2 separate regions of the Homo sapiens genome follow, and region 2 is linked to region 1. A link is a loop called in an ENCODE intact Hi-C map of the cell type or tissue named here. Cell type or tissue: mammary epithelial cell. All regions are shown on one strand. Links, peaks and the distances in the headings refer to the core of each region. The heading gives the core; the rest is flanking DNA. Region 1 holds the start of LINC01476 (long intergenic non-protein coding RNA 1476). Region 2 overlaps CLTC (clathrin heavy chain).

Evidence for each region. Peaks named below come from ENCODE experiments on the same cell type or tissue, not always from the same donor. Only the 100,000 strongest peaks of a DNase experiment are listed, where the experiment ranks them.
Region 2: a loop joins it to region 1, with 8 times the contacts of the local background. A loop is called at or near these places in 2 of 110 quality-filtered maps.

The regions. Positions count from the first base shown.
Region 1 is chr17:59,514,242-59,530,527 of GRCh38, reverse strand. LINC01476 (long intergenic non-protein coding RNA 1476) reads left to right here and starts at 3,671. Exons shown (of 3, transcript NR_110813.1): 1 at 3,671-4,048. It overlaps LOC105371847 (a long non-coding RNA gene), which reads right to left and starts at 737. Exons shown (of 3, transcript XR_934889.2): 1 at 452-737. In mammary epithelial cell, for the core only: a CTCF peak has its summit at 8,842 (motif pointing left); a DNase peak (open chromatin) is centred at 8,877.
Region 2 is chr17:59,665,212-59,678,283 of GRCh38, reverse strand. It overlaps CLTC (clathrin heavy chain), which reads right to left. Exons shown (of 32, transcript NM_004859.4): 11 at 12,044-12,181; 12 at 11,640-11,804; 13 at 11,307-11,487; 14 at 9,344-9,507; 15 at 4,512-4,637; 16 at 3,441-3,583; 17 at 1,096-1,330. Among named protein-coding and RNA genes, the nearest start is that of PTRH2, 36 kb to the left of the region's middle. In mammary epithelial cell, for the core only: no CTCF peak of the experiment used is centred there; a DNase peak (open chromatin) is centred at 9,293; H3K27ac peaks cover 1,292 bases.

The DNA.
Region 1 (16,286 bases), core at 4,938-12,937:
TTTCCCTCCCTCCCTCCCTTCTCTCTCCCTCTTTCTTTCTTTCTTTGATGGACTCTCACTCTGTCGCCCAGGCTGGAGTTCAGTGATGATATCTTGGATCACTGCAACCTCTGACTCCCAGGTTAAAACAATTCTCCTGTCTCAGCCTCCCGAGTAGCTCAGACTACAGGTGCACCCCACCACACCTGGCTAATTTTTGTATTTTAAGTAGAGATGGGGTTTCACCATATTGGTCAGGCTGGTCTCGAACTACTGACCTCAGGTGATCCACCCACCTAGGCCTCCCAAAGTGCTGGGATTACAGATGTGAGCCACTGTGCCTGGCCAGATATGTGAATTTCTTGAAATACAGGGCTATATTAGTTGGGACTCTTCATTATAAGGACAAAAATTCAACTCAAAGTAGCTTAAGCAAAGCAAAAAAAAAAAAAAAAGTGGTTTATTGGCTCACCTACTGGGAAGGACAGGGTTGTATGTGTCATTATGACTTTCTGCCTCTTCTTTGTCATCTCTACTTGGCTTGGCTTCATTCCCTGATTACTTGGTGCCTTCAAGCTTTCTTCAGGGTGACTTTAAAGGTCGGGGAAGATAGCTCCAGTAGGCCCAGGCCTACATCATAGCCTAAGTACCTCAGCTTTTCTCTCCAAACATGTACACATCGAATCCTAGGGAAGATCTATGGATCAAATGGGTAAGAGTTAGTTCCCACATGGTAAGGGGCACTCAATTATCAAAATACGGGGACGAAAAGGGCTGGGCACTGTGGCTCACGCCTGTAATCCCAGCACTTTGGGAGGCCAAGACACGTGGATTATTTGAGGCCAGGAGTTCAAGACTAGCCTGGCCAACATGGTGAAACCCCATCTCTACTGAAAATACAAAATTAAGCCAAGCGTGTGGTGTGCGCCTGTAATCCCAGCTACTTGAGAGGCTGTGGCACAAGAATCAACCTGGGAGGCAGAGGTTGCAGTGAGCTGAGATCATGCCACTGCACTCCAGCCTGTGTGAGAGTGAGATTCTGTATCGAAAAAAAAAATGGTGATGGGGGGGTGGGGAGGAGGAAAAAGATGCTAAAGAGACAAAAATGACAAAATGTGGAATAATAAAGGAAGTTAAGTATAAATTGTCTTATGAGAGCAACACAAAAGATGTGTAAAAATTACACAATCCAGCTTGGCTTTACTCTCCCAGCATCCACTTAAAATACTCTGCCTAAAGAGTAATTTTTTTCATGAAATGAAACTCACGTTATTGAGAAAATGCAGCAGGATGGGAAATAATCTTGCTTTCCTCAGAGGTGTAGAGAAGGGCAAGAACTGGAAGAGAGTTCCTCCACCAAGGTAAAACAGGCATGGAAAGGGACAGCGATGGGCACAGGTGGGGTGGGGGGTAAATCTACCTTGGGCAGGTACAGCAAGAGACATTAGGTAACAGTCCAAGAAAAGTCAGTACCCACAGCCTGGGCAACATGGAGAAATCCTGTATCTACAAAAAATACAAAAACTAGCCGGGTGTGGTGGTGCAAGCCTGTGGTCCTAGCTACTCAGGAGGCTGAGGTGGGAGGATAACCTGAACCCAGGTAGGTCAAGGCTGCAGTGAGCTGAGATTGAGTCACTGCACTGCGGCCTGGGCAACAGAGCACGACTCTGGCAAAAAAAAAAAAAAAAGCCAGGATCAGTGGCTTATGCCTGTACGCCTGTATTCCCACCACTTTGGGAGGCCGAGGCAGGTGGATCCCCTGAGGTCAGGAGTTCGAGACCAGTCTGGCCAACATGGCAAAACCCCATCTCTACTAAAAATACAAAAATTAGCTGGGCATGGTGTTGCACGCCTGTAATCCCACCTACTCAGGAGGCTGAGGCAGGAGAATCGCTTGAACCTGGGAGGCAGAGGTTGCAGTGAACTGAGATCGCGCCACTGAACTCCAGCCTGGGTGACAGAGCAAGACACGGTCTCCAAAAAAAAGAAAAAGAAAAAGAAAAAAAAGAAAAGAAAAGAAAAAATAAAGAAAGAGGAAGGAAGGAAGAAAAGAAAAGTCAGTACCTGTCATCTCAATACAAAGAAGATGGAATGTCTCAGGTGGTAGATGTTAAGTGTTTCCCTGAATAGATCTCCAAATATGGAGAGTTATCTGTCAGATATTTAGGCTGAAGTTGTGGAGCACACCTTCTGTCCCTAGGTATGATAAGAATAGAGACTGATAAGAACAAGGCAGGCCTCCAGGTCTAAAGAAAGTGTGGTTCTCAGTAGGTTTCTAAGTCAGGGATCCAGGCACAGGGAACAGACAGGGATGTAGTTACAAAAACTGGTTACCAGAAAGCCTGGTTTTGGAGACAAGTAGGAAGTCCAGTTATTGGAGCATGTCAGAGCTAGCCTAGCAATGAGTATGACTTTGTGTGCCAAATCTCTGAATGACGGACATGAGTGCCCTCCTGGGGCTGAGATTTGTTTTAGGGGCTGGAAGGTTGGTATCTGTTGGGAGATGAAGGATATAGAAGTAAGGAGTTAGGCAGGTTCTGACAGACACAAGGAAAGATTTTACTATGCAAGTTGAATAGCATGTATTTTGATCAGCTCAATTCTGAAGCTATAAAGTACAATAAAGGAGATGTTTAAAAAATAAGAGGCCAGGTGTGATGGCTCACACCTGTAATCCCAGCACTTTGGGAGGCTGAGGTGGGTGGATCACTTGAGCCCGGGAGTTTGAGATCAGCCTAGGCAACACGGCGAAACCCCGTTTCTACCAAAAATACAAAAAAATTAGGCAGGCATGGTGGCGCATGCTTGTAGTCCCAGCTGCTCTGGAGGCTGAAGTGGGAGGATCGCTTGAGCCTGGGAGGCCAATGGTGCAGTGGGCTGTAATCATGCCACTGCACTCCAGCCTGGTCAACAAAGTGAGAACCTGTCTCAAAAAAAAAAAAAAAGTGGAAGAATCCACATCTAATTTGAAACACCCAGAGCTGTGGGAATATGATAACCAGAGCACAAGAGGTACAATATTGGGGCACTTAGATAAGGGTAATTTGTATTATTGATTTGTATTCATCTCTAAGATGTGCCTCTCACTGTGAAGTTCCATGGATAAAGATTTGGCTTCAGTTTCTGTCTGGAAACCTGGCACCATTTACTTACAAATTAAAAATACAAGTGAATCATTTACATATCTCCTAGAAACCAAAGAGTTTGTATGTTATACCTCAAGTAATTTGGATAATGCCGTGGGTTGTGTTTTTTTCTTTTTTTAAATTCTAATTAAGCCGTCCATCACTTCAAGGTGATAATTTTCTCAAGTATGCTCTTCTTAAAACGATTGCATTTTATTTAGTATCTTACAGCGTGAAGAATTTTGACTCCTAGGGAAAATCTCATGTAAGTGATCATCTGTTATCTTGAGGGGAGGAGGATGGGGAGGAGTCTTTTCTGATCCTCTTCTTTTGAAAGCTATCACCCTCCCACTCTATGGGATTTAGGTGGGTCTGTCAGATACATGGGTTTAAATCCAGAACCTGCTTGATTCCCAACTTCTGTATCCTTTCTCTCCCCACAGATACCAACCATCTGGCCCTAAAACAAATCTCATCAGTTTATGAACCAGGCAGCCCAATCACAGTGCCTAATTCTCCCTATCACACAATTGGTCAAGGAGGGAGCAAGTGACATAATCTAAATTCTTTCCAAAGATGGATGCAAATGCTGGGAAAGCAAGAGTTGAATTGCTAGCCATGAGGAAAACGTAAGCCTGAGCTGTTTGCTGGCCATCTTTGCTTCCACATGGGGATGGCCTGCCTGGAAATGAAGCCACACAGAGAAAACAGAAGAGCAGTGAAGAGAAGGGTAAAAGGAGAGATCCCATGACATGATTTGCACTCTTAGATCCAGTTATGCCTGATGCAGGACCCACCCCTTGGACTTCCCATTTCCAGGAGCTAAAACTAGACTGAGTTGAGTTTCTGTCACTGACAGTTGACAGAAAATATCAACAATCCAGCCACATGGAGCCTCATGGCAGTACCACTAACCCTGGTCACCACATGAATACTGACCAGAGGTAAGCATTATTCGTTTCTGCTTTGTTGGAGGAACATTTGAGAATCTATTTTGTGTTATGTAATCTTACTTTTTGCCTCCAATGTCTACTTGTTGCAATTGCATGCAATGAAGGAACACAAAATAGACTGAATAATAAATGGGTTTTATTTTAATTGAGCACCAAGGAGTTAATATCAAGCCACAAAACTTTAGACGTTAACTTGCTTTGCTAATCATTTTTGATGACAATATTTTGAAAGAATTTAGTTCACATATGTGCTTGCAAATAAGGTGTAATCTTGCAAGATATTCAAGATTGCTCTGTCACTGGGGGTGAATGAAAAAGGTTTCTCTGTATCACTGGACATTTGAAAGAATGTATAAAAAGTGCAGGATGACTCCTTACTGGAATATAATGTTTCCAACTTTGCTATTCTAAAGTTCAAAGCCAATCTGACTCTTGATCCTTGAGTATGTGTTTTTTCTCCTCTCCAGAGGCTTTGAAGATCCCTTTGTCTCTGATGTTCTGAAGTTTCACAATCGTGTGTGTTGGCATGAGTCTTTCCCCATTCTTGTTCTGAGTGGATCCTTACACTCTGAAAATTGATTTCTTGCAGAACTATTTATTGATGGCCTACTGTGTGTCTGGTTCTATTCTACGCAATGATCAAACATACAAAATCCTTGCCATGCAGGATTTCACATTATAGGCAGGTATTGGACATTCTGCAGTGATCCAATAGGTTCCTTATTTTTTTTCTCTTCAATTTCCACTTTCTTGTCTTTTTTTTCTTCTTTCTAAAAGAGTCTTCAATTTCATCTTCCAATTCCTTTATTAAAGTTTTTGCTCCTGCTATATGTTCAATTTCCAAGGGCTCTGTATTATTTCATAAGTGCGTATCTTCTCTTATCTCTCTGAAGACGTCTTTAACAGTTTTATTATTTATTTATTTTACTTCTTGCATTATCTCAATACCTCTACATTTTGTTGTCCTGTTTATTTGTTTTGGTCTCTGTTTTTTAATGATAAAAACTTTCTTTCTCACTTGTATGTAGGGGGCTACAGAACTAAGAATGTACTGACAGCTCTGTCTGAGACTATGGGACTTGTGAATTGAGCTTCATTTGTAAGGTGATTGGGCGAAACTTAAATTTCACTGAGGTTTTCCTCCCTCCATATTGTCTTATCTATAGTTAGTTGCTAGTGTTTACACATGATGTTCTAGCCTCAAGGTGGATTTACTCTAAAATTTATTTTACTCAAGCTTGACATAGAATGTTTTAAATTTTTGTTTGTTTGTTTTTTGAGACTGAGTATCTGTCATCCAGGCTGGAGGGCAGTGGCGCAATCTTGGCTCACTGCAACCTCTGCCTCCTGGATTCAAGCAATTCCCTTGCCTCAGCCTCCCAAACAGCTGGGATTACAGGCACCCACCACCATGCCTGGCTAATTATTTTTGTATTTTTAGCAGAGACGGAGTTTTGCCATGTTGGCCAGGCTGGACTTGAACTCCTGACCTCAGGTGATCTGCCCACCTTGGCCTCCCAAAGTGCTGGGACTGCAGACGTGAGCCACTGCACCCAGACTTTAAATTTTTATTCTACATAATAAAATCAAATTACAGAGCAGCTGCCTGGTACGATTTGTATAAAACAACTTATATTTGGGCCGGGCACGGTGGCTCACACCTGTAATCTTGGCACTTTGGGTGGCTGAGGTGGTTGGATCACTTGAAGTCAGGAGTTTGAGACCAGCCTGGTCAACATGGCAAAACCCCATCTCTACTAAAAATACAAAAATTAGCCAGGCATGGTGGTGCACGCCTGTAATCCCAGCTACTTGGAAGGCTGAGGCAGGAGAATTGCTGGAACCCAGGAGGCGGAGGTTGCAATGAGCTGAGATAGTACCAGTGCACTCCAGCCTGGGCAACAGAGCAAGACTCTGTCTTGAAAAAACAAACAAACAAAAAACAAAAACCGCTTATATTTGGAGAGTAAAAAAAAACCACAAAACAAAACAAAAAACAAGACTTTATTGCAGAGCTGCCCAACAGGTATGCCACAAGCGAGTTATAAATGTCCTGAGGTATGGACCCCTTCCCTCGGGTCAATAAGGTGAAAGTACATGTGTAACAACCAGCTCTCCAGGAAAAAAAGGCTTGATTTGTAGCATTTGTTAATTTCATCTTACTTTTTAGAGATAGAGTCTTACTATGTTGCCCAGGCTGGCCTCAAACTCCTGGGCTCAAGTGATCCTCCTGCCTCAGCCTCCCAAAGCGCTGGGATTATAGACGTGAGCCGTTGGGCCCAGCTTGTATTCGATAATTGTTTTATTTCCGTGGTGTAAGTACTCCTACCATGGACAATTTCAGACTACCAGCAAGCTGTCATTAAGTGCAAATTGGGGAAGATATATACACATTTGGCTCTTGGGATCTGGTAGGAGCTGGCTCGAGCACATTTCTGAACACTTTAAACTCTTGGGAGTTCTGGTGGATGTCTCAGGTGCGCAGTGCCTGCCCTGGGTTATTGCCTTCTGCTGAGAGCAGTCTTGTCAATTTACCCCAATGTGCTGTTCAACTACTATCATTCATATATATATATTCTTCTCATGACATGAGAAAGGCTGGGAAGCCCTGCTCCATCGGATTTTTGTTTTTTGTTTTTTGTTTTTGAGACAGAGTCTCGCTCTGTCACCCAGGCTGGAGTGTAGTGGCACAATCTTGGCTCACTGCAACCTCCATCTCCTGGGTTCAAGTGATTCTCCTGCCTCAGCCTCCCAAGTAGCTGGGATTACAGGCATGTGCCACCACGCTTGGCTAATTTTTGTATTTTTAGTAGAGACAGGGTTTTGCCATGTTGGCCTTGCTCGTCTCAAACTCCTGACCTCAGGTGATCAGTCTGCCTCAACCTCCCAAAGTACTGGGATTACAGGCATGAGCCACCGCACCTGGCCGGATTTGTTTATTTCTAAAATATTGTGTGTTTGTATCTGTCTCCACACATGCAACTCAATTCACTAAAATATATTAATATTTTCTTATAAGTGTATAGATGATATTACTTTTGTGGCCATACAAGAAGTTTCTTGAAGTTCGAAAAACAATTCATACAGAATATTCGACAACCCTGTTTTTCTGGATAAAACTTGAAACCGTGGAGAAACAAAACACTATCCTACCCTCAGAGAGCACACAGTCTAGGAAAAATGATTCCATTTGAAATAACTCAAATACATTTTAAGCTCAGTAGGTTTATTAATATTAGGCAACAATAAACGATGCTTAATATTCTTCATTTTATCCTTTAAAAATTTTGGCATTTCTATTTATCGTTATTAAATAATATACATTAAAAATTGGAGAGGGAAAATGTCTTTTAACCTCACTGAATAAAAGAAAATAATTGAAACTTTAATTTTCATTTTAAAAGTAATTACATGCAGTGATAGCCTAATTTTGATGGCATGGTAGTTAACAGACAGCTGCTTTTATTTTAAATGGAATTGCATTTTTAACAGAAACTACTCTCAGTGTTTGCTTTCATCTTCTGAATAGGAAAGCCAATTTGAGGGTTGAATATTTGGTGAGTTTGATGGAGCCAATTAAGATAATTCAGGTCAATAAAAAAATAATTTAATATGTTTCTCACTTAGCTGACTCATAAAGTTGACAATAACTCCTATCTACAATAGCTATACCAAAAAAGTCCACGATAAATTCAGCCTTCTTCTTAAAGGAAAAGCAGAATACTGTAAATTTTATTCAGAACTTATATTTTTAAACTTCATTAATTGTACACAATAAATTGAAGTGACGATATTTATATAATATAGATTTCAAGATTATCTTCTCAGCACGTATGAAGATTTATTATGATGTTTTCATTATAGCTATGCACCTACTTACATTAAAAATTAATGTATCACAGCAGTGTCTTTCAGGCAGTAGTTAAAATAAAGAGAAATTCTCCACTAGATAGGATAAATACTAACAAGAGGTTGCTGCAAACCCCAAAGTGCAATTTTTTTTTTTTTGAGATGGAGTCTTCCTCTGTTGCCCAGGCTGGAGTGAAGTGGCGTGATCTCGGCTCACTGCAACCTCTGCCTCCCAGGTTCAAGTGATTCTCCTGCCTCAACCTCCCAAGTAGCTGGGACTACAGGTGCACACCACCACGCCCGGCTAGTTTGTATTTTTAGTAGAGAAAGGGTTTCACCATGTTGGCCAGGATGGTCTCGATCTCTTGACCTCGTGATCCACCTGCCTCAGCCTCCCAAAGTGCTGGGATTACAGGCATGAGCCAATGCACCCGGCCTGATGATTGGGTGTCTTAATTTTTACCTGGGAGGCTAGAGTCACTCGTGTGACTACATCAGGGTGGCTATTTGGTTATTTTCGTGATTGTTTAATGTCTTTGTCTGTGTTCATGTTCAGATTGAGTAAGTTGCAATCTTGTTATTGTCTTGTTCCACCATGGTTACGGAGGGACCTTGTCTGATTATTGTTGTTATTCTGTGAAAACTGCTTATCTTGCGTGAGGGAACGCTAGATAGCCGCCAGCTGCAGGCTGTCAGGGTCATCCTGTTGTGTATCACATTCTCAACCCGCTATTAAGCTTGGACTCTGACATGTGCTTGTTTCCACATAGGACTTTACGAAACCCAGGTCACAACGTGTGACCAAGAGTTGGGAAGAGGGATAGTCCCCCTGTTTCTGTAGAGTTTCCATGCAATGACTGAGAGTTTGCTGCTTCAGGAATGCTCTGGGCCTGATGGCAGCATCCTCTTCAGGGCTGGGGTCGGGGGTGAGAGGGAGCTGCTGCCCTCCAGTGGCTGTCTAGGAAATTACATCAGTGACTCTTCCCCCAAATCATGCTTAGATTTTCTGGGAACTTCCCCGAACGTGGCAAGGCAGAGCAGAAGGAAAGAAGATTCGCCTGGGAGTAAAAGCCAGCAACTTTTGGGTATTACTGTTAATATGGCCCCATGAGTACTCTCAACTTGGTGAAGCCTGGAAAAATGGAGATTATGTGACTTGTAGGTTTTTGATAATTATATATTGTGTTGCTTTTATAATCAAAGAAGGTATCTGTTGAAGATAGAAGAATAAGAACTTAAATATTTGTGGCCAGGCACGGAGGCCCATGCCTGTAATCCCAGCACTTCTGGAGTCCAAGGTGGGAGGATCGCTTGAGGCTGGGAGTTTCAGACCAGCCTGGGCAACAAAGCAAAACCCCACCTCTAAGGAAATTCTTTTTTAAAAATTAGATGGACATGGTGGTGCATATCTGTAGTCCTAGCTACTTGGTAGGCTGAGGCAGAAGGATCTCTTAAACCCAGGAGTTCAAGGCTGTAGTGAGCTATGATCATACCACGGGACTTCAGCCTGGATGACCGAGCAAGACCTTGTCTCTCTATAAAAGGACCATGCAACTTAGAAATACAGCATAATTAAAGATAAGAGGGTTAGAAAAGTTTTTACTATCAAGGGTTACATAAATAAAGATTAAAATTTCACTTAAGTTGGAGAGGATGCTGAGAAATTGGAATCATTGTGCATTGCTGATGGGAATGTAAAAATGTGAAGCTGCTGTGGAAAACTATGTCAGTTCCTCAAAAAATTAAACACAGGATTATCATATGATCCAGCAATTTCACTTCTAGGTATATGGCCAAAAAAATTGGGAGCAGGGATTCAAACCGACATCTATGTTCATGGAGGCATTATTCACTGTAGCCAAAAAGTGGAAATAATCAAAATGTCCATCGACAGATGAATGGATAAATAAAATGTGGTATATCTATCTATTCAATGGAATATTATTCTGCCTTTTCAGAGGAAGAAAATTCTGGTACTTACTACAACATGGATGAGTCTTGAAGACATTATGCTAAGTGAAATAAGCATAAGCAAAAGGACAAATAGTGTATGATTCCATTTATATGCGCTACCTAGCACGGTCGAATTCATAGAGACAGGAAGTAGAATGGTGGCTGTCAAGGGATGGGGAGGGGAGAATAGGGAGTTACTGATTAATGGGTATGGAGTTTCTATTTGGGAAAATGAAGGAAGTTCTGGAGATGGGTGGTGGTGACGGTTGCACAACAATGTAAGTGCACTTAATAACGCTGAAGTGTATACTTACAAATGATTAATATAGTAAATTGTATGTTTTGTATATTTTGCCACAATTAAAAAAACAAAAACAAAAAAACCCTGATTCTGAGCCCTAAGCCAAACCAATTGAGTTGGGGAGAACAAAGGGGGAACAAGGGGTCAGGGTCTGAGTGCAGGCTTTTTAAAAAACTTCTCAGCCAGGCACGGTGGCTCACGCCTGTAATCCCCGAATTTTGGGAGGCAGAAGTGGGTGAATCACCTGAGGTTAGGAGTTCAAGACCAGCCTGACTAACATGGAGAAACCCCATCTCTACTAAAAATACAAAATTAGCCAGGCGTGGTGGCACATGCCTGTAATCCCAGCTACTCAGGAGGCTGAGGCAGGAGAATTGCTTGAATCTCGGAGGTGGAGTTTGCAGTGAGCTGAGACTATGCCATTGCACTCCAGCCTGGGCAACAAGAGCAAGACTCTGTCTCAAAAAAAAAAAAAAAAAAAAAAAAAAAAAGCTTCTCAGGTAATCCTCCCATGCGTAACGAAAGTAGAGTACCCCTGACCCAGATGATGTCTAAGATCCTGTTTTGCTTCAGCCGTCCATGATTCCAAGTAAAATGACCCGACAAGACTGCCAACATTTTGCCCCAGTTTCATAAATACAAGTAGCAGCTTCCTTTGACAAATTGTCTGAATCCAAATTGCTAATGAACGTACACTGCTTTTTTAAAGCTATTTTTTCTGCATATTAATTTTACTTATTTTCCTAAAATGAATTGATCTTTTCCACAAAGTTTCATTTGACAGATGTACAAGTTTCCACTCAAATAAGACTTTTATATGCAACAACAGATTCTAACATAAGTTGTTCTTATAGAGAGAGGATACTGTATGTCTACATTCAGCAAGATGTTTCTTTGCCAAAGCTAATCTGTTTTGAAGCCTGGCATTTCTGTTTTACTTGTCACAAATATCCAAATATGTTTTTTACCCAAGGCTTTAGAGTAATACTTTAGAATAATTTTTTCTCAATAAATTATTGTAAAATAATTGATTAGTAAGCATTAAAAGTACTGAGAAAGTTTTCAATAATGAACATTTGAAGTGACATAACGGAAGAAAAACATGGGTTATTTTTCCAGAAGTTTAATTGTTTTATAAAATAGTTGTTTTGAAATATTTCATCGTCCTGATGCAATAATCACAGAATGTTGAGAAAGTCTACAAAATCAGGGCTAAGTCAAATTAAAGATGAAATGGAAAATATTTTTAAATGTTTCATACTAAAATGAGAGAAATGATGCATGTGAAATAAAAAGTAATAGCTTTCCATTCTAGGAGATTTTTTAAATGTACATAACATATGCATCTTTTTTTTTTTTTTTTGAGACGGAGTCTCGGTCTGTCGCCAAGGCTGGAGTGCAGTGACGCGATCTTGGCTCACTGCAACCTGCACCTCCCGGGTTCAAGCAATTCCCTGCCTCAGCCTCCCGAGTAGCTGGGATTACAGGTGCCCGCCACCACGCCCGGCTAATTTTTTGTATTTTTAGTAGAGGCAGGGTTTCACCATCTTGGCCAGGCTGGTCTTGAACTCCTGACCTCGTGATCCACCCACCTCGGCCTCCCAAAGTGCTGGGATTACAGGCATTAGCCACCGCGCCCGGCCAACATATACATCTTCTAATGAGTTTCTTTTCATTTACTAATGAGTTTTGAGTAAAAATTATTCTTAGCAAAACAAGCTTAATTGAATTCAAGCTTCTAGAAGTCAATATTTAAAAATTTTTGCCTTTCTCTGTTAAAATTCTGACTTGAAAATTTCACTTTAAAACACATAAGTTCTCAGTGAACGATGTGGCTTAAATGTGCTTTATCCCGATGATAGCTATGGAATTATTGAATCAATTTGCACTAACAAAGGAGCATATTTTTGTGCTTTTCAACCACATCAGCTACTGGATTCAAACAAGGCATTTTTCTTGAAATCAGTTCAGAGCAGTCAAAAGTCCTGATAATGAAATGTATGATTTAGCTGCTTCCTGTCCTAGAAGAAAAAAAAAGTATGGTTTCAAAGAATAAACATAGTATTCTCTCTCTCAATCTCTCTTCCAAAAAAAATTTATTGGACATTTATGTGCCTTTGCTCACTCCTACGTGTACAAAAAGAATATATCACATTCTTTGCCTTCAAAGAGCTCACAATGAAATGGAGGAAGTAGACAAATAAACATATAATATGCAACGATGAGCATAAACAAATAAATACATAATACGCGTATGCAATATGTTTAGATGCTCACGGTATTTCAGAAGCACAGAAGAGAGGTACCTATACTGGGAAGAGAGAAAGAGAAGGAGGCAGAGAAGGCTTCCCTGGAGCAGGGCGCATCTGAGCATGTACTATTTCTTTGAATGAATATAGAGAGTTTCTTATAATTTGTGATTAAAAAGCATCAAAATATACTTTTTTTTTTTTTTTTTGGAGATGGAGTCTTGCTCTGTCGCCCAGGCTGGAGTGCAGTGGTGCGATCTCAGTTCACTGCAACTTCTGCCTCCTAGTTTCAAGCAATTCTCCTGCCTCAGCCTCCTGAGTAGCTGGGATTACAGGTATGCGCCACCCTGCTCGGCTAATTTTTGTATTTTTAGTAGAGACGGGGTTTCACCATGTTGGTCAGGCTGGTCTCAACCTCCTGACCTTGTGATCCGCCTGCCTCGGCCTCCCAAAGTGCTGGGATTACAGGCCTGAGCCACCTTGCCCAGCCAACATACTTTTAATGTATTTTGGGGTTTCACTATTTTACATCTAAACATTAAGCTCTGGTTTTGTATAGAAAGCATTTAGTCTTACAAAAACAAAGTAGAATGTCCTCTTTGGTTTGATCAGAAAAGGTCTCAAGAAGGCAATGACAGCTGCTCCAGTCTTTCTCAGCCATTCGCTGTGAGGCCCACCTCTCTATCTGGGCTCTCTCATTTTGATTCCCTTCACTAAAATTACCACCTCTGTTCCCAGCAGTGTGGCCAATGCCCTTTTGCTGAGAACCAGAGAAACAAGCCTCTCATTCCTCCATGATACTCCACTGAGTCTTGTCTAAGGAAAATTTAAAAGGAATTAATTTCAGTAAATAGGCCAAGCACAGTGGCTCATGCCTGTAATCCCAGCACTTTGGAACACTGAGGAGGGCAGATCGCTTGAGCCCAGGAGTACAAGACCAGCCTGGGCAACATGGTGAAATCCTGTCTCTACAAAAAATACAAAAATTAGCCAGGCATGGTGGTGCACACCTGTGGTCCTAGCTACTCAGGAGGCTGAGGTGGGAGGATCTCTTGATACCAGGAGGTTGAGGCTGCACCACTGCACTCCGGCCTAGGTGACAGAGAGACCCTGTCTCAAAAAAAAAAAATTTCAGTAAATATAAATATAACAATATATTATAGTATACAATATATAAATATTATATACTAATGTATAAATATATAAAATATGATATGATAATATATAAAATAGAAATAAGAACCAAGGCAGTCTAAAAAGCATCTCCATCAATCTATATTTCTTCACATGGCATTCCAGGATTTTCATAGCCTGGCCCTCACTTTCTCTCCAGCCTTATCCCTTGCTATTTCTCTTTGTATATTTTGACTTCCACAGTGTCTGATTGCTCTCAGTGTCCTAAATAGGTCAATGTTTGCTCATACTTTCACACCTTAGAACACAAGGGTAGGGTCCCCTGCTGGGGTGTGAAATAACTTCTGTTCCTGCACCTCCTCTTCAGCTGTCACCTTCTCTGTGAGGCCATCCTTAACTCCCCAGGCTGAGTAGACACCCCACCTTAGGTTTCTCGAGCATTTGGGCACACACCTTTACATCTATGCTTCCCAGACTTTCCTGAATATACGACTCAACTTTAGTGTTAGTTAAAAAACAGATTCTAGGCCAGGTGCAGCGGCTCATGCCTGTAATCCCAGCACTTTGGGAGGCCGACGCGGGCAGATCACAAGGTCAAGAGATGGAGACCATTCTGGCCAACATGGTGAAACCCTGTCTCTACTAAAAATACAAAAAAAAAAAAACCTAGCTGGGTGTGGTGGCGCGCACCTGTAGTCCCAGCTACTCAGGAGGCTGAGGCAGGTGAATCGCTTGAACCCGGGAGGCAGAGGTTGGAGTGAGCCGAGATTGCGCCATTGCACTCCAGCCTGATGACGGAGTGAAACTCTGCCTCAAAAAAACAACAACAACAAAAAAAAAACCAGATTCCAGATTCTAAAACCTCAGAATTTACATGAGAAAAGTCTGGTAAGTTAAGTTCCATATTTCACAAGCGGCCCTGGGGATTCCCATCATTAGAAAAGTTTTGAAAACATTGCTCTGTATCATGACACTTCTCATATTGCATTACAACTATTTGAATTACTGGACTCTCAATAGCCTGTGACCTGCATCTGTTCATTATTGTATTCCCAGTCCCAATACAATGCCCAACTCATGGAAGGAAGCAAAATATGAATGAATGAAAATTCAAATGTGTATGTTTCATTTATTCATTTTTATTTTATTTTATTTTGAGACAGAGTCTCACTCTGTCACACAAGCTGGAGTACAATGTCATAATCTCAGCTCACTGCAACCTCTGCCTCTTGAATTCAAATGATTTTCATGCCTCAGCCTCCTAAGTAGCTGGGACTACAGCAATGTGCCACCACTCCTGGCTAATTTTTGTATTTTTAGTAGAGATGGGGTTTCATGATGTTGCCCAAGCTGGTCTCAAAATCCTGGGCTCAAGCAATCCTCCCACCTCAGCCTCCCAAAGTACTGGGATTACAGGCTTGAGTCACTGCACCCAGCAAGTTGCTCTAAATATGTTTGTTCCTCTCTCTTAGCACCTCAACTAGGGACTTCTTTTCCAGTATCCAGATGCTACACATCACCAAAAGCTCACCAGTGGTGGGATTATGACTCAGTTTTCTTTGTATGAAGAGAACGTTAATAGTTCCTACTTCATGAGTTTTTTTTTGTGAAAAGTAAATGGAATAATACACGTAAAACACTTAGTACGATGTCTAATATTAGGAAGTACTAAGTAAATGAGGTAATAATAATGACAAAGACCAGTCAGACAGAGTCACTTGGGAGATGTCATTCCCCTTGTGAAGCCAAAGTACAAAAAAGGAGCCCACAAAGTCATGCTTTCAGCCGTCCTGAAGGGTACACTGCAAGATTTAAAAAACCCTTTCTGGCAGAGCACGGTGACTCACACCTGTAATCCAGCACTTTGGGAGGCTGAGGTGTGCTGATCGCTTGAGCCCAGGAGTTCAAGACCAGCCTGGGCAACATGGTGAAACCCCGTCTCCACTAAAAAGACAAAAATCAGCAGAGGAAGGTAGTGCATGCCTGTAGTCCCAGCTACTCGGGAGGCTGAGGTGGGAGGATTGCTTCAGCCCAGGAGGCAGAGGTTGCAGTGAGCTAAGATGGCATCACTGCACTCCAGCCTCAGTGAAAGAATGAGACCCTGTCTCAAAAAATAAATAAATAAAAATACAAACCCTTTCTTCTGTTGCCAAATGTCAACATCCTTTCTGATTCAGCCTCTCTTCCCCATCACTGTAATAACCCACATTTCATGGCAAAAAATAGTATTATCAAGAGAGACAAGAATTGTTGGCACACGAATACAAACTTTGTCGCTATCTGGAAGAGTTTGTTCTTGGAGATTTTCTCTAAATATTTGTCCTTCGCATTCTTAGCTTCTTGTAATGTTTAGTACCTTCCCATAAACACTGATTTCCAAAGGATCAGAACTTTAATCACCATCTTGACATCTCCCCACAATGTCCGGTACCAATACATCAATACCAGAATGTCATTGTTTCTGTGCTAGGGGAAAGATGATGGCCAAATATTCTGGGTCCAAAGAGAATGCAGGTTATTGACTCTTTTTAACAGACAAAGAAATGCAAAATGACAGAAGGCCACATTGTTGCCTAATCCTGGACAACAAAGGAGAAGAAACATTAACCCAAGAGATTTGGCCGCATGCCCAGGCTGCTTAAGTGCTAATGCAGAATAGCTCTCAACTCTAACTGGTTATCCCACCCCCTTTTAACCTCCTCACTCAGCATAATTTTCCCCTGCTAAAGGCCGATCTCCTTGA
Region 2 (13,072 bases), core at 4,564-12,563, 150 kb before region 1:
AATAATTATGTAATAAAGACATGTTACAACTTGATAAAAACTGACAAAGGGGACAAATGAACACTGCGTGCTTCCGGATATAATACCAAGAGAAAAACAAACCACCACTGAAGCAGTACTCTGGGTGGAAATGTATAATCTAAATCTAATCATCGGGAACCATCAGAGGAACTCAAAGTGAGACACATTCTGTTTTTTAAAAAGAGACTTTACATTTAGATGAAATATAGAGAATAGGCAAATCCATAGAGACAGTACAGTCTGGTGGTTGTCAGGGGCTGGGAGGAGGGGGTATGTGGAGGAACTGTTTAATTAATACAGGGTTTCCTTTTGAAGTGATGAAAACTTGTAACTAGATAAAGGTGATTATATAACATTGTGAATATACTGAATGCCACTGAATTGTTCACTTTAAAATGGTTAATTTGATGTTGCTTGAAATTTCACCTATATAAAATAGTTACAAATAGAAAAAGCAACTATTGTTTACAAAGATATCAGCGTCATAGAAAACAAAAGACTGAAGAACCATTCCAAAGTACAGGAGACTAAAGACATGAAAACTACATGCCATATATGACCTTAGACTAGAGGGGAAAAAACTGCTACAAAGGACATCATTGGGTAACTGACAAAACTAGAATAGAACAGATTTTTAAAGGTATCCTATCAATGTCAAACTGACTGAAGCTGGTATCTTTCATGTGGTTAATGAAAGAGAACATCCTTATTCTTAGGCCATACACTCGGAAGGGGTATAAGGCCATGATGCATTCAAGTTATTCCCACGTGGTTAAAAAATAGTATGTGTGTGTATACACATATGTATGAATGGTGTGCCTGAGTGTAAGAGTGTGAGAACACAAATGGTAAGGCTAGTGGGGTTAAAACATTAGCAAGTCAATCAGAATAAAGGGTATATAGACTTTATCCACTATTTGGCCACTTTCAGATTCACAATTATTTCCAAATAAAGTTTTAAAAAAGCACCCACCGTCCCCAAATGTCCCATATTACCTAAAATTACCCTGAAACTCTCATGTAACAGGTTTTTAAAAATGCAGCTTCTCTACATATTCAGCTAGCAGTACTCACATTAATAAGTTCCAGATCACATTGGCCACGTTCATAAGCAACACAGGCCAGATGTGGATCTCTCTTCTCACAATACTTTCCAACAACGCGACTGTCATAGTAGGGATTTTCACGAAGAAATCTCTCCGGGTTGTTATTACTGTCTATGTAGATTTTGGCTAAGGCATTGTGAGTAGCAGGCTCCTCACAGCCCTCATGAATTCTGGCCTCTAGCCAAGGCAGAAGCAGTTTCAATCTAGGAAAAAAGGAAAAAAACCTCACACACACATACTGTATTATAAATAACACACTCTTGACATGCTAACTATGTAAATACCTTATGGTCTATAATGTGCTTTCACATACTTTTTCCCCGCCCCCCGAGTATTGCTACATTGTCCAGGCTGAAGTGCAGTGGCTATTCACAGCCACAATCATTGTGCACTACAGCCTTGGGCTCAAGTGATCCTAGTACCTCAGCCTCCCGAGTAGCTGGTACTATAGGTGCAAGCCACTGTACCTGGCTTTACATTAATTTTAATTATCAGTGATCCTATTATAAATTGGGAAATTAAGACTCAAAATATGATTGAGTTGTCCAAGAATAAAAAGAAGGTATATAAGGCTATTTTTCACTCTCCCAGGTTTATCTGCTATATGATATACTTACCTCCTTATATCTGAATAAAAGATTAGAGATTCATACAGTGTCCTTTCTTTATAACACACAAAATATCTAGACTTCAGAAAATTTTGTTTGTGGATAGGATGGGGATGTGATATTACATAGGCCAGATTATCTGAGAGTTCTTTCAGCTTTAACACAATTAACATACAGCATTACCTACAGCCAAACCCTAAATACATATTGGGAATAAAATCTGATAGCTTTAGAAGCTCTGGGTTTAATAGTTGCAGCTGTCATATAAACACTCCATCAAGGAGCACAGTTTTGCTATACTATAGCTTGTTTCGATAGTCCTGATGACCATGCCTCCTTTTATTTTTATTTTAAAGCCAGGGTCTTCTGTTGCCCAAGCTGGAGTGCAGTGGAGGGCTCACTGCGGCCCTGACCTCCTGGGCTCAAGCAATCCTCTCACCTTAGCTTCCCCAGAAGCTGGGACTACAGGCACAAGCCACTACGCCTGGCCCAAGCCTCTTTTACCAATGATTTAAACATTAAAAGCAGCCAGAGAAAAAGCATTATTCGTTATTTTGGCTATATCAAATTCACATGGTTATTATGAACCCTCCCATTAGGGAGAAGACAATTTTAATAAATAGAGGCAAAAATCCAGCTCCTATAAACATGTGCAATCCAAGATACGCCATGTCAACTTAAGGAATAAAAATTAGCTGAGGCATGTCTAGACTAGTGACTTAGATGTGAATCTAGCTTTTCACAATATAATTTGTCACTTAAAGACTAAATTATCTAACTGTAACTGCCATTTGCTTGGAATATGCAGTAAGATTATTTTCAGGTAATAGATTCAATAGGTTCAGACTCAACTGAACCTCTTATTAAATGTTAAATTGTTATGACATAAAATCACTTGAAACTAGGCTCAAACCTTTAGGTCAGTATTAACTGCATATCTCTATTACCCTTAAATGCAAAATTTTTCCATGTTTGAAACATTCTAATATAAATTCTAAGAATATAATTAGTAGATCACCTATATCAACTCAGGTTAAAATGAAACCCACAGACTTTCTTAATTTCTTCTCATAAACAGCAGAACTTCCCACTAGCATACCACCTCACCAAACTCATTTACATCAGTACTTCCTAAACACTAGTTCCTCAGAACGTTCCAGCTAAAAAAAGACTTCACAGTCTGTAAGTTTTAGAAGCACTTATACTATATTCTATTGGAAATCCATATTATCATGTTAAGGTACTGTAAATTAAATATCAATTGAACTCAAGAGTTGCACAGGGAACTCTTTTGCCTCACACTTAAACACCACACTGTTTTTTTTAATCAGCTTTCTCAGGTTGGAAACACCACATGATTGATCAGTACAGAATTAGTTGTTAAATACACAGGTATCACACCTAAACAGGAGACTTAGTACATAGTTTATATAAAAACATATAAAGTCAAACCACATAGCTGTAATTATAAACATGCCAAAAAAATGATCAACCAAGTTAACAGATCTCCTATGACAGCTATAATGTTTCAGAAAACAGATTTTTTCCCAGTGCTATTAGCTAGCTTATCACCTCTATGTTAGGTGTCTTCAGGAAATTATTCTCCATGTGTTATTTAGTAGCTTTGGAACAAATGACTACCTATATTTTTATCTATTGCCATGTTAAGAAAGAGTAACTTATCCCTGTTAAAATGGTACTACACCTGTTTCTTTTTTCAACCTCAGCAACAAGCTCATCAGTAGAGAATTGACCTCTTACAACAAGAATCAAGTTTTTTATGACATCTTCAGAACAGTCAACATCAAGTAATCCTCCAATAACTACAGGAAGTCGACTTGGATTCACCTGTGGTTAAAAAGAAGTAGAAGAATGTTATTATGTTATTAAAAGCAAAGAGGAATTTTAAAAAAGCATTTATCTCTATCGCTTTTAAGCTCAGTTTTTTTTTCTTTAAGTTCAGTTTTTAAATTCAGTAATAAACTGAGGGTCTAAATTTGCAACTAGATAGAGGAATTTAGCAGGAAGTCCAGCTAAAAACAAGACTTCATGGTTTAATAAGTATTGAAAGCACATATACTATATTCTGTCTCTACCGGTTTGGTTAGTTACCGAAACATTGTTCCATATGATAAATAAGTCCAAAGAAGATACAGTCAAAGATGACTATGCAAGACTGTCTAATAAAAAGGCTCCCATTATAGCAATACTGCCTGTTTCTACAGTTAGAAGGTGAATTATCTAATATCTGTATTTAAGATGGTTTGAAAACTCTGCTTTGGAGTCTACATGGATACCTCAGGGTCTATCAAGTTAGTAAGGCCCTAGGCCACCCAACTTTTTCAATAATAGCAGTTCTATTCTTATATTTTACACACTTGGCATGCATGTTTTTTTTTTCCCCCTTCCCTGAGTCGGCTTGCTAGGGAAGCACGTAGAATTTTATTCCAAGAAAGGATTCTGCTGGGGAAAAAGTATTAAAAGCAGGCTGGGCATGGTAGTATGCACCTGCAGTCCCAGATACTTGGAGGCTAAGGCAGGAGGACTGCTTGAGCCCAGGAGTTTAAGGTTAGAGTGAGCTGTGATTGTGCCACTGTATTCCAGCATGGGTGACAGAGCAAGACCCTGTCTCCAAAACAAAAACAAAAACAAAAAATCCCACGTTAAAAGCTGCAGACCACTCTTATTGAGCACAGAGTTTCAAAAGGATTTCCAGAATATGAGAAATAAAATCTATAGTAAGATTATACCTTTACATTACCTACATATTACTTACCTTCTGTACATATATCTCTATATACTTTTGAAGATTATTTCTATATAAATAGAGCACCAAATCATGGACAAAGTCAAATCGATCACACACAATGATAAGTGGTAGCTGATCTGTTAGTTTTGCTTCCTGAAAAAAAGACAAACAAAAGGAAACTTTAAATTTCTTCTATGAGGTATCAAATCTGTGTAACATATGAGAATTTGTTCTACGCTAACAAGAGAGGCTCACACAAACATAGCTCTTCTGTTAAAGAAAGAATGTCCCAATAGTTGAGTGTGTACATCCCAGTTTCAGTAAATTTTTACTAAGCAATACTTAGATTCACACAGCAAGATACCAAGTCTTTCCCATACACACCCTTTACCAAAAAACAAGAGTAACAAATTAAGATACCTGAGCCAGTGGCTCTCAGATGATAAATTCACCATACTGGGACTTTCACTGGTAATAACACTTCTACCGTATTTAAAATCAACTTAATAACTATAGTCACATTGTCAAACATATGGCATAAATGGCTTACATTTGTTTCAAACTAATGATTTTCTATCCCTCCCCACATCCAATCTATACAACCAGCCTCTAATACTCTATTATAACAAAGCCTACAAGGAGCAGCATGATGGTGACCACATGTGGCCATAAGAAAACCCACCCCCTACAAAAAAAAAAACCCAGCATTTAAAGAAAAGATATCTTTAAATTGCCAACTGCTTTTATCATTCCATTACAGATACCAAACTACAATCCTACTTATAGACTGACATAGAAGATGTTATAGACAGGTAAGTAAAACCTGTACTGGGCATTTACCTGATACATGTCCTGTTACATTCCACAGACATAAGGTAGAGCACAAAAAACAACAGTTTCCATCAGGAATTCATTTATACACAGTGAAACATTCCTCAATAAATGATTCCTCTAACACAGTCTACTAGGGAAGCAGAACTAAGTAGGGTAGAACTTTCCCCAGTGATGGCCACTAAGAACATTATTTTCAAGGTTAGAATTAAATGGCTCCTGAGACTAGGGGATATTAGTTACTCGATTATAAATAATACGAAGACTAGTCTATGAAGTGTCCCAAGAACACCAAGGTAAATCTTAATTTTAATATAGCCATCCTAAATTAAAAAATAAAAATGTCTGTAAAGCTGCAGATTTTCCACATTAAGGAAGGTTTTCTAAAATAAGTATTGTTTAACACCATGGAAACTCTGCACTAATAGCTGTTACGATCATTTCTAGAATCTGTCTGCATCTATCTATGTAAAAATTTTAGTATGTCATGTTTTTCCTACTAAATGAACATCAAAAAAGTATGGATCAACACACTAGTCATCTTACCTATACACATATAAAATATTTTTGTTATCTTTATCACTTACAGATAATCTAGGATTACTTATTCTGTTTTCATGCATAGGTGTTAAAATTTCTGTGGCAAATAATTCCACTTTTGTGGAATACTAACTGTATTCCAAAAGAAAATTTCAGATTTAAAAAGTAGACAAAATCTAGGTTATTTTCTTGATTGCTAAAATTTGCACATGATTTTATACATGGTAGAAATGTTAACATTTTAATAATATTAAATTACTTACTAAATGTTTAATTAACCTCCAGTTATAATGGTTAAAGATTTTAAGATCAAACTTGAAATTATATTAGCATAGTCAGAGGTTTTCTTCAACATAAATTTGTTCATTTAACAAATATTTATGAGTACCCAAGTATCAGACTCTGTTCTTAGGTACTGGAGATACAGCAGGGAACAAAGGAAGCAGAGTCCATTCTCTCAAGGAACTTACATTCTAGTGGGAGGAGACGTTTCATAGTGGTGTTATAAAGAAAAACAAGCAAAATGGGGTAGGAATGGGTTCTATTTTACACAAGGCAACCTGAGACATCCTCTCTTCTGACATTCAATCAGAAACCCAAAGAAGGTAAAGGAGAAAGAAGGTCATGAGAGAATAGTAGTACAGGGCACAAGCAAAGGCCCTTCGGCAGGACAAGGTTAGGGGAGTTCCAGGAATAGCTAGCAGGCCAGTGTGGTTGAAGCTAAACCAGGAAAGAAAGAAAAAAAGAAAGGTAGAAAATAAGATCAAAGGTAGCAAGGAGCAGATCATGGGTCTGATGAACAGTTATATGCTTTCTACAGAGAGCTTACAGTTCTACAAACTTAGGGCATGAGTCAAATGATGCTAATGACACAATTTTATCCTGCTCACAGGGTACCTTAAAGGAGAAGTTATGTTCTACCAATCTCTTTATTCCTGGTGGCTAACACACAATTGGCACTTGAATATTCAAGATCAGAGTCAGGGTATTTTTCTTATGACACAGGGTTTACTTACAACACCAGTAAATTATCATGTAGCTAGTACCTCTAAAATTAAGTTTAATAACAGTGATAAGAGGCATCATAACCCTGTACTGGAGGTTAACAAGGAATCTAATAAGTTCACTCTCAACACTGGCATCAGAGGATGAATGTGATAGTTGCATCTTAGTATTGAGCTCCCATGTCAAATTATGTAGACGTAAGACCCTAAATTCACCTCTAATCCTGGCTGGAAGTAAATTCCTTCAAAGAGTCAAGTACAAATTGATATCAAAGAGAAATAAATACTTGCCTGACAGAAATCCCATTTAGGCTGACTCCACCTTTTTCCAAGGCTTATCACTTATCAGTAATAGTTACTGCCTAAACATCTATAGTATACAAGGTACTTGATAAATAAACATAGCTTATGGTTGAAGAAACTGAGGCTGAGGCATATTCATTAACTTGCCTGAGGTAACAGCTAGACATATACTGAATGAACAAACAATGGCTAAGTAGAATTTGAAACAGGTCTGACTGACTCAAAAGCTCATAATCCACATCCACACCCCTACTATATCAGGCTTGTACCCAGTTCACAAGTGTGGAGGGGAAATCTTCATCTGATTAGATCCCATGGGCTATGCAAACCTAAGGCAGTACCATCCTAGTACCCAGAGGATTGTTTTTCATTTCTTTACTAGAGGATTTTTTTTAAAGCTCAAAAATGTGATAATTAAATAATAGCTAATTTCATTTTGCTTTCCATATATATATAACTCAAATATTAAAATCCAAAGCTAAAGAAGTTACAATTTAAGCATAGAAGCTGAGGGCTCAATAAAAACAAAAAGAAATCATTTAAGAATCTGGTAGTATTAACACAGGAACAGAAAACCAAATACTGCATGTTCTCACTAGCAAGTGGGAGATAAATGATGAGAACACATGGACACAGAGAGGAACAACAGACACTGGGGCCTACTGAAGGGTGGAGGATGGGAGGAGGGAGAGGATCAGAAAAAATAACTAATGGGTTGTAGGCTTAATACCTGGATGACGAAACAATCTGTACAACAAACCCCCATGACACAGTTTACCTATATAACAAACCTGCCCACGCACCCCTGAACTTAAAAGCTTAAAAAGAAAAACAAAAAAAAAAACCCAACACCCCCTGCCCCCAAAAGAATCTAGTAGTAGTTTTTTTTGTTGTTGTTTTTTTTAAAGGAAATAGTAATGATACTCAAAGAAGGAAGTGAATCAGTAGTATGGGTACACTAGTCAAGCACAGAGTATCAAATCTTTCTCATTTGGAGGGGTTTTTTGACACCAGAAAGTTTTGGTCCAAACATAGCACAGCTAGGTTACCCAGAATATTCATGATGGCCAAGACATTTTAAAGCTATACTTTTTTGAAAAGTGTATCTTTTAATCTAAAATGTAGAGCAGTTTCAACATTTTGACTACTTCATTACACTAAAACCCCTAAGGGTTTTGCTATTTAATCTAGAGCCCAGGTAGTAAATTCTTCAAAAGAACAATCTGCCAATGCAACCACACACACAAATGATGATAATCTGGGAGTAGGAAAAGCCTACTTTCTATACTGTGTTCTACAAAAACATTTTGGTTTTACTTGTAATGTAAAATTCTTCCAAGACAAAAAATACTTCAGAACTTTCTATAAAGTCTCAGGAATCATTATATATATATATAGTGTACACACACACACATAATAGGCAGTGAGAGAGCAGTAATCTAAGTGTTCTGTAGTTTTCCTAGCCTTTTATAGATAGCTATCAATTTTAAAGCTTTATTTCCATCACAAAGTAACTGGCAGTTACAAGAATAAAGCTAAAGCTAAGTTAAACATTAAACAAAATTAACTGCCCTTAGGGATGTTCTAGAGTTCAGAATCTCTCAACCATTACTCCTCCCTGCAACACAGGTGGTCCTTACTCCTCTCTAACTGATTTAATGTGTCACAAAGCTGAGCGTTTTGTTTGATCTTACCTTTATGAATTATATATGAATAACAATATTTTAGTTTCTAGAGTTGAGCAAACTTGATGAAAGAGGTAAACCTATACATTCCTTAGACAACAGATCCCTTTGCCTACAATAGAGGCTCCTCAAAATGGTATGAAGAGCAAGCTGATGTTAATATTCAAAAGCCTAAATGATTCTAAAATGACATTGAAAGTATACAACCACTTTTCTAAATTTTTCCATCCAAAATTAAAATAAAGGAAATTCCTTTGAAATAGTGCTATTTTTTTTTTCTTCTTTTAAACAGATGGTCATTCTTACTCACCAATTTCCTTCCGTATTTCAAAGGAAACCACAGAATATTATGTTTGGAAGAAATAATCCAGCACACAACTTAAGAATGCTAACAACTTCACATTTAGGGAAAAAATATTTTTGAACTATGACCAAACCCTTGTAGAACTGCTAACCTGGAATCCAACCAGAAAACACATTACTCAAAACCACTTACCTTAAGAAAATTCTTGACTCGCTCAGGATCGTAGCAGTTGCTTTCTCTACAGATTCTTTCTACTTCTTTGATTTGCCCAGTCTTGCAAGCTGCCTGAATATATTTAAAGTGCACATCTGGGTCCTGGCTAAAGTTAACAATGGATCCCAGAAAATAAAAGAGACCTTAAAGAAACAAGTAATTACAATTAAGCATAGGCACACTTTTGAGAATGACTGAAAAACATTTATGTAATTAAAAAACTGTTATATTGAATACTCCCAAATATAAGTTGGTTGCTTAAAAAGCGCGATAAAAATACTAACTATTCCATTAATCAGATCAGTAAAATGGATTGCACTTTAATCCTGAAGAATAGACAATTCAACCCAATGTTTCCTTTTTTTCTTTTTTATTGAGGCAGGTCTCTGTCACCCAGGCTGGAGTGCAGTGGCACGATCATAGCTCACTGCAGCCTCAAACTCCTGGGCTCAAGCAATCCTCCCACCTCAACCTCCTAAGTAGCTAGAACTACAGATGCATGCCACCATGCCAGGCTAATTTTTAAGAAAATTTTTGTAGAGATGGTGTCTTGCTATGCTAGCCAGGCTGGTCTTGAATTTGTGGCCCCAAGCACTTGGCCTCCCAAAGCACTGGGATTATTAAAGGCATACACCATTGTGCCCCTATATGGGAAATTTTAAATGAAGACCCCAATACCTGGTGTTTTTCAATATGCAATTTATAGGAAACATACAAAATAATTTGGGAAGAATTTAGTGCAGTATTGTCCAGAAGAACTTTCTGCAATGATGAAAATCTTATCTTTGCCTTCCAATATAATAGCCACTAAACACATGTGGCTATTAAGCACTTGAAATGTGGCTAGAGTGACTGAATAACTAAATATTAAATTTTATTTCACTTTAATAACTTTCAATGTAAATAGCTACTATATGTGGCTAGTGACTGTACTAAACAGTGTAAATTTAGTGCACAGTTAACATTTTGAAACTGGGAAAATTAAGAAAAAATTAAGAAAACTACTAGACTCTCTTACCCCTTCTCAATAGAGTACTACTAGTACAGAGAGGAGAGAAAGGCAGTTGGGGACCAGAAGTTAGACACCCAACAGTGATTACGTTAGTACCCTGTATAGCAGTGGTTCTCAACTGAGGTGATTTTCCTCACAGGTGACACTGGCAATGTCTGAAGACATTTTTGGTTGTCACAACTGGTGGAGCTGACGCTACTGGAATCTAGTGGGTAGAAACCAGGAATGCTGCTGAATATTCTACTAAATATTCTACATGTACAGGAACACCCCTCTACAATGATTATCCAGCCCTAAATGTCTATAGTACTAAGGTTAAGAAATCCTGCTAAATAGCAACAAATCACAAAATGCCCTTAGTGAGAATCACCTGCTATTATAAGAGTCAGACATATAAGCATAAAATTTTATTATACCTGATCATTAGTACAGACTGAGTATCCCTTATCCAAAATACTTGAGACCAGACGTGTTTCAGATTTTGAACTTTGGAATATTCGCATTATAATTACCTGATCAGCATCCCTAATCTGAAAATCCGATTTCTGAAATGCTCCAACAAGCATTTCCTTTGAGCGTTATGTTGGTGCTCAAGAAGTTTTGGACTTTGGTGCATTTTGGATTTTCAGATTAGGGACACTCAACCTGTATTTTCATTTTATACAATTTCAACACCACTACATATTTTTCTCTTAAAATTCTACCTTTAATTCATCTATAAAATATCCAAACAGATGGTCTGGTTCACTGCATATCCTTAGAATCCAACATAAAAGGGCCTTGACATATATTGAATAAAACTTAAAAAATTAAAATGTCCCATAGAACCAAATTTTTAGAAAAACAAAATTTCCAACAGCCTGATCATAAGCATACCTCTTCTTGGCTACCTTAAGTACTTTTTTTAAAAACTCAAAAACTCCTAATTACCTTCAAAACTCTTGAAAGATTCAAAAAGTTCAATCAGAGACTGAGTTGACAGTTGTTCATGATATTTAGAAGCCACCTGAACACAAATCTGCAGATTCTGACGGATGTTGGCAGACAGCATGGCTCTGAGACATTCTAGGGAGTCTTCTACTGATAAGGAACCAAAGTAGTTGACTAACCACTACAAGACAAAATAAATGAATGAATGAATAAATGAAATAATGTTGAACCTCATGGTGGTATGAAATTATTAATATTTAGTACCACAAACACATTTTCAGTGTACCTATTAATCACAACTAACACCATCTATTAGGTAAGAAACTGAAATACCTCAGGGTTAAGAAGATGGGTGTGAACCACTGCACGTTTTATATCATATAAATCAGTGAAATGTTCTAATGCACGCTGCAGTAGGCCAGCCTTTTCACACAGTTGAGCAATATGAGCCCGGTCATAATGTGTGAACATCTGATTGCCTAGAATAGCATCTGCAACCTGTAAAACCACAAACAAGGCAAGTTTATTGTCCACTCCACTTACATGAGTAATTCAATATCCGTATTACAGATTAAGGTTTAATAGTGAACTGTTAAAGTACAAAAGAATATTATAATAGCTACATTTTCTTTAATAAGGAGTAGGCCCCTCAGTAGCTTTGCATAACAATCTGAGAGGCGCTGCACAATTACTAAAACAATGTTGGAAACATGCCTAAAAAGCATTAAAACACATACTTGAGGCGCATGCATAAGGTTCATCTCAAGTAACCGCGTCTGTAAAGGACCTTCAGATGGGCGATTATTCTTCAGAGCATCAAGCAAGAATGCAGTACACTGCTGAATTAGATTGTATTCCATAAAGACATCTACAATCTACAAAAAAAGATTTAAAAGAAATTGTTTTAAGATACTATGGAGAGTATGTAGACAAAATTATGCATGAACTCTTTCTTTACCTGAGAATTTTATTTGGACAATATAAACACTTAAGAACAAATTTTTGTCCTCTAGGGATCATAGTTATTTTGAGTTCTGATAAAAACAACTACAAAATATTTCAAGATATTACATAACAGCAGAATACAACTGAACCGACAGACCTTTATTTTATTTTATTTATTTATTTTATTTTTTTGAGGCAGAGTTTCGCTCTTATTGCCCAGGCTGGAGTGCAATGGCACGATCTCAGCTCACTGCAACCTCCACCTCCCGGGTTCAAGCGATTCTCCTGCCTCAGCTCCTGAGTAGCTGGGATTACAGGCGTCTGCCACCACACCTAGCTAATTTTTTGTTATTTTTAGTAGAGACAGGGTTTCGCTATATTGGCTAGGCTGGTCTCAAACTCCTGACCTCAGGTGATCTGCCCACCTCAGCCTCCCAAAGTGCTGGGATTACAGGCCTGAGCCACCGCACCCAGCCTGACAGACCTTTATTTTTATGAACTTTAGAAAACCAATAGCATAAATATGAAGGACTCTGACTCACACTTACAAATGCATCTCTTCCCTCTCCCCACACCCAGTGGCAACCACTATCCTGTTTTATCATCCCCATGTATTTTTCATATTTTTAATACACATACATCTCTAAATAAGATGTTTGTTTTGCATGTATTAAAACTACATGCAGATGGTTTCATACTGTCCATTCTTTTGCAACTTGCTTTTTTTGCAAGGCATTTGAGGTTTATCCATATAGAGTGACAAAGCTTTAATTTCTACAAACTGTAAGTTTTCCTTTTTTTTTTTTCTTTTTGAGAGTCTC